Regions from separate parts of the Homo sapiens genome. Here region 1 is linked to region 2. The links are chromatin loops, found by intact Hi-C in ENCODE. Cell type or tissue: Caco-2. All regions are shown on one strand. Links, peaks and the distances in the headings refer to the core of each region. The heading gives the core; the rest is flanking DNA. Region 1 has its middle 24 kb from the start of SLTM. Region 2 overlaps FAM81A (family with sequence similarity 81 member A).

Region 1 (2,921 bases), core at 215-2,714, 540 kb before region 2:
TGGTTAATTTTTGTATTTTTTGTAGAGATGGAGTTTTGCCACGTTGCCCAGACTAGTCTCAAACTCCTGGACTCAAGGGATCCACTGACCTCATCCTCCTGAAGTGCTGGGTTTACAGGTGTGAGCCACTGCGCCTGGCCTATTTTCAATCTTTCTATGTTGTTTCAGGATTATCTTCTGTAAGAAGTATGTGGTTGGATATTTTTAATCCATTGTCTGAGTTTTTCCTCTTTAGTACATGAGTTTAATGCATTTGCATTTATTGTGATTACTAATACCTTTAACTTTATATGTGTATATTTTATGATTCTGGTACTTTTTTTTTTTTCTCTTTCTCTGCTTTATGTTGGATTATTAACATTTTTTATAGTTCCCCTTTGATTTTCCTTTGCTAGTTTGGGAACTATAAGCTATATTTCTCTTCTTTTAATCATATCCTTAAATCTTTAACTTCACTAATTTGTATCAGTTATCTATTGCTGTCTAATGAATTATCCCAATATTTAGAGGCTTAAAACAACAATAAACATTTGGCTGGGCACGGTGGCTCATGCCTGTAATCCCAGCACTTTGGGAGGCCGAAGTGGGCAGATCACTTGAGGTCAGGAGTTCAAGACCAGCCTGACCAGTATGGTGAAACCCCATCTCTACTAAAAATACAAAAATTAGCTGGGCGTGGTGGCAGGCACCTGTAGTCCCAGCTACTCGAGAGGCTGAGGCAGGAGAATCGCTTGAACCTGGGAAGCAGAGGTTGCAGTGAGCTGAGATTGTGCCACTGTACTCCAGCCTGGGAGACAGAACGAGACTCAGTCTCAAACAAACAAGAAAAAAACAATAAACATGTATTATCTCACCCAGCTTCTGTGGGTAATAAGTTCAGGAGGGGCTTAATTGGGGTGCTCTGGCTTGGGATCTCTCATGACTTGTCAAGATGTCAGCTGGCCTACAGTCATTTGAGGCTTCACTGGGCCTGGAGGACACTCTCAAGGACCCCTGTAGCTGGCAAGTTGTTGGGGCAGGAGGCCTTAGTTCCTTACCATGTGAACCTCTCGATACAGCTGTTGGATAATCCTCATGATATGGCGTCTGGTCTTCCCTAGAGGAAGGTTTCTCTACCTCAGTACTATTGACATTTTGTACTTCATAATTTGCTGCTGTAGGGGGCCAGAGGTACTGTTCTATTTAGGATGTTTAACAGCATCCTTGACCTCTACCCACTAGATGGCAGTAGTGCTCCCAGTTGTGACAATCAAAAACGTCTCTCCAGACATCTCCAAATGGTCCCTGGGGTGAGCGTGGGGGACAAAATCATCCACAATTGAGAATCATTGCCATAGAGCCAATGCTTCGAGAGAGAGAGAGAGAGAGAGACCAAGGTGGAAATTGCCACATCTTTGATGAAGTAGCCTCAGGAGTCAAAGCCGTCTCACTTCTGCTATATTTTATCTGGCACACTGGGAAGCCAAGGTTAAGTGACAATACCAGGAGGTGAGGATATTGGGAGCCATCATAGGAGGCTTGCTACCACGCTACTTAAATATAAAAACTTCCAAAGGCTAAAGCTTTTCACTATCTTTACCCTTCTACTGAACCTTTTCATGCTATAATTATCCACTGAACACTCCCTATCCCTATTTTCTTATTTTTGTCCAGGGTTTCAGTTTAGTTTTAGTTTTAGTTTTAGTTTCTTCTAAAAATTATTTTTAGAGTTCACATTTAATTAAATTTAACAACATATTTTATCAAGTTCTATGTTCTCTCATGCCTTATGTCCTGCTCCTTTAAAGTTCATTTCTCTTGCTAACTCACACCATTTGGTAGTTCTTTCAGTGAGGCTCAGAAGAGAATACTCTCTCCCATTCTTTATATGCTGTTTCTTCCTCACTTTTTTTTTGAAACAGAATCTCGCTCTGTCGCCAAGGCTGGAGTGTAGTGGTGCCATCTCGGTTCACTGCAACCTCCACCTCCCGGCTTCAAGTGATTATCCTGCCTCAGCCTCCTGAGTAGCTGGGATTACAGGTGTGCGCCACCATGCCTAGCTAATTTTTGTATTTTTAGTAGAGACAGGGTTTCACCATGTTGGCCAGGCTGGTCTCGAACTCCTGGCCTCAAGTGATCCACCCACCTCGGCCTCCCACAGTGCTGGGATTACAGGCGTGAGGCACTATGCCTGGCCCATCCTCACTCTTGAATGATAGTTTAGCTGCATATAGATTTTTAGGTTGACAATTACAGTTGACGCTTGAAAAACATGGGTTTGAACTGCATGGGTCCACTACTACAGGGATTTTTTCCAACCAAACACAGATGAAAATACAGCATTAGTGGGATGTGAAACCCACTTATATGGAGGGCTAACTTCCTATATGCAGGTTTTCAGGGTAGGCTGTGGGACTTGAGTATGTAAGGATTTTGGTATATACCCGGTGGGTGGTGGGGGATCTTGGCACCAATCCACTGTGTGTACTGAGAAAAGACTGTATTTACTTTCAGCAATTTGAAGCAATATTCCTATATGTATAATAATTTTTAATAGATAATTTATTAGAGAGACTTTTAGCAATTTATCTATATCTTTGATGTTTTTCAGTGTTACTTTTTTTTTTTTTTATTTGTCCAGGCTGGAGTGCAGTGGCGTGATCTCAGCTCACAGCAGCCTTGACCAACTTGGGCTCAAGCCATCCTCCCATCTCAGTCTCCTGAGTAGCTGGGACTACAGGCGCACACCATCATACGTGGCTAATTTTTGTAGTTTTTGTAGAAATGAGGTTTTGCCATGTTGCCCAGGCTGGTCTATAACTACTGAGCTCAAGCAATCCACCTGCCTCAGCCTCCCAAAGTGCTGGGATAACAGGCGTGAGCCTCCATGCCCAGCCTACGTGTTTGGATATAAAGGTGTGGATTTTTCTTTATCCTGCAGA
Region 2 (2,921 bases), core at 192-2,691:
CTCAGCCTCCCGAGTTGCTGGGATTACAGGTGTAAGCCACCATGCCTGGCATCTTCTCTCCTATTATTCTCATTATGCATATGTTGGTGCATTTACTGGTGTCTCATTTTTTTTTTTGGAGACTCTCTTCATTTTTCTTTCTTTCTTTTTTTCATCTCTGTTCATCAGACTGCATAATCTCTAGCCACCTATTTTCAAGTTCACTAGTCTTTGTTCTACCTATTCACGTTTTCTGTTGAGCCCCTCTATCAATTTTTTGTTCCAGTATTTCCATTAGGTTCTTCTTTTTCTTTTATAATTTCTATAGCTTTATTAATATTTTTTATTTGAAGAAACATTGTTATTATACATTCCTTTACTTTTAAAATTGTGGTTTCAATCATCCTATGTTTGCTCATTCTATATTTATATTAGCTATTTGAAGTTTTCTTTTTTAAAATCTGACATCTATGTCCTCTTACAGGCAGTTGGTTTACCTGTTTTTTTCCGCCTGAGTATAGTTCACATTTTCCTGGCCATTTTAGATAATATATTGTAGCAACTCTGGATACAAGCCCTCTAAGCTTGTTTTTGAGGTTGTTTGCATGTTTATTTGTTTAGCGACTTGAATGGACTCTTTTAGTGATGTCTGTTTATCCTGTAATATGAAGCCTCTGATGTCACTCCTCAGTACAGTTTGGGAAATGGGCACAATTATTTGCAATGACAGTGGTTTTGGAAGGGCTCTGTTTGACTGTCTCTTTCCCTGATATTTTATTAGGTTATCTTCCTCTGTTGATATCACACCCAAATCTTAGGCTCCACTAATTGCTAGCATATTGCTATACTATTTTTGACAATGCCCTGGGACATAAATTGTCGTATAGTCTGATGGTACTATAATTAAATAACTGCCAGCTATAAAGGGCTTAATGATACATATATATATAATAATTATGTATATATACAAAAATTACAATAATATGGAAAATGAGCAACCAAATTGATGTTTTAAATGTCATTGGGTTTGGTATGTTATGCTACTATGTCATATGCTGACAGAGAAGTTCTGCATCAGCGTGTGGCCCAAGTCATACCCTTTAGACGTTTGGGACTCTCTAGATGGACTTCTGACCACCAGTGATTAGGTAAGCCTAGCAATAGAGTCACTCTGCCACCTGATGGCCACAACCTGGAATTGTATCTGGGAGGTAACAGCTGTCTAAAGACCCAAAAAGGGAAAATTTGGAATGAGTACATTATTGTTCATCATGATGTAAAGCATTAAGGACGAATAGGAAAACTGGTTAGATTCATTGCAAATTCTTGTTTAACTAAAGCTGTTGAGCCATATGCGCAGTTATATTAGAGCCCTGAGGCTGTCTTTTATGAGTTTTTTTTAAGACAGGAATGATGTCTTTGATTTAACGCTAGATGAAATAGCAATATTCCTTTCCTTCTTTTATCTTAAATATATTTTTATTTTGAAATAATTTTAAATTTATAAAAAATTACAAAACTCACCAATTGTTAACAATATGTCACATTTACTGTATTATTCTTTCATGCATGTAATTTTTTTCTGAAACATTTTAGAGTAAGAACATTATTTTTATTTTTTATTTTTTTCTTTTTCTTTTTCTTTTTTTATTTTATTTTATTATTATTATACTTTAAGTTTTAGGGTACATGTGCACAATGTGCAGGTTAGTTACATATGTATACATGTGCCATGCTGGTGTGCTGCACCCATTAACTCGTCATTTAGCATTAGGTATATCTCCTAAAGCTATCCCTTCCCGCTCCCCCCCCAACAACAGTCCCCAGAGTGTGATGTTCCCCTTCCTGTGTCCATGTGTTCTCATTGTTCAATTCCCACCTATGAGTGAGAATATGCGGTGTTTGGTATTTTGAAGAACATTATTTTTAACATAAAAAAACCAGAGTTGACTTCACTGTGTGTGTGTGTGTGTGTGTGTGTGTGTGTGTGTGTGTGTGTTTTGAGACAGAGTTTCGCTCTGTTGCCTATGCTGGAGTGCAATGGCGCGATCTCGGCTCACTGCAATCTCTGCCTCCTGGGTTCAAGCGATTCTCCTGCTTCAGCCTCCCGAGTAGCTGGGATTACAGGCGCCTACCACCACGCCCGGCTAATTTTTGTATTTTTTATTTTTTAGTAGAGACGGGGTTTTACCATGTAGGCCAGGCTGGTCTCGAATTCCTGACCCCAGGTAATCCGCCCACCTCGCCTTCCAAAGTGCTGGGATTACAGGCGTGAGCCACCGCGCCAGCCGTGTTTTCTAATGGGAGTCTTTGGTATCTTACCTTGTGCTCTTCTCTGTGTCCCCTGCCCAGCCTGCTTCTTTTTTTACAAAAGTACACGAGGGATGTGTGCTGGTAGGAAAGAATCAGAAATGCAATTAAATATACAAAATAAAAATGAAGCCTGGCCAGGAGTGGTGGCAGCACTTTGGGAGGCCGAGGTGGGTGGATTACCTGAGGTCAGGAGTTCTGAGACCAGCCTCGCCAACATGGTGAAAACCAGTGTCTACTAAAAATACTAAAATTAGCTGGGCCTGGTAGTGGGTGCCTGTAATCCCAGCCACTCAGGAGGCTGAGGCAGGACAATCGCTTGAGCCCGGGAGGTTGCAGTGAGCTGAGATCGTGCCACTGCACTCCAGCCTGGGCAACAGAGTGAGACTGTCTCAAAAAAAAAAAAAAAAAAAAAAAAGCCTTACCACCTCTTGGCTCTGTTTTACTCCTTAGAGGTAACTAATGTTAACAGTCTGTTGTCTGTCCTTTCAGACTTTTCTCATAAGTAATAATAAGATAATAGTTTATTATATACAATGGTAGAATGGTTTGTAGTCTAATAAGTTTCTTTACAGTGTGATTTTAACTTTACAAAGTATTATATATACTATTCTGCAACATAAGTTTTTCCA

The links. Hi-C counts contacts between places; a loop is a spot of excess contacts. Peaks named below come from ENCODE experiments on the same cell type or tissue, not always from the same donor. Only the 100,000 strongest peaks of a DNase experiment are listed, where the experiment ranks them.
Region 1: a loop joins it to region 2, with 14 times the contacts of the local background. A loop is called at or near these places in 24 of 110 quality-filtered maps.

The regions. Positions count from the first base shown.
Region 1 is chr15:58,956,334-58,959,254 of GRCh38, forward strand. No RefSeq gene overlaps it. Among named protein-coding and RNA genes, the nearest start is that of SLTM, 24 kb to the left of the region's middle. In Caco-2, for the core only: a CTCF peak has its summit at 1,195 (motif pointing right); a DNase peak (open chromatin) is centred at 1,228.
Region 2 is chr15:59,500,551-59,503,471 of GRCh38, forward strand. The region is part of intron 4 of FAM81A (family with sequence similarity 81 member A); the gene reads left to right. Among named protein-coding and RNA genes, the nearest start is that of FAM81A, 64 kb to the left of the region's middle. In Caco-2, for the core only: a CTCF peak has its summit at 1,181 (motif pointing left); a DNase peak (open chromatin) is centred at 1,131.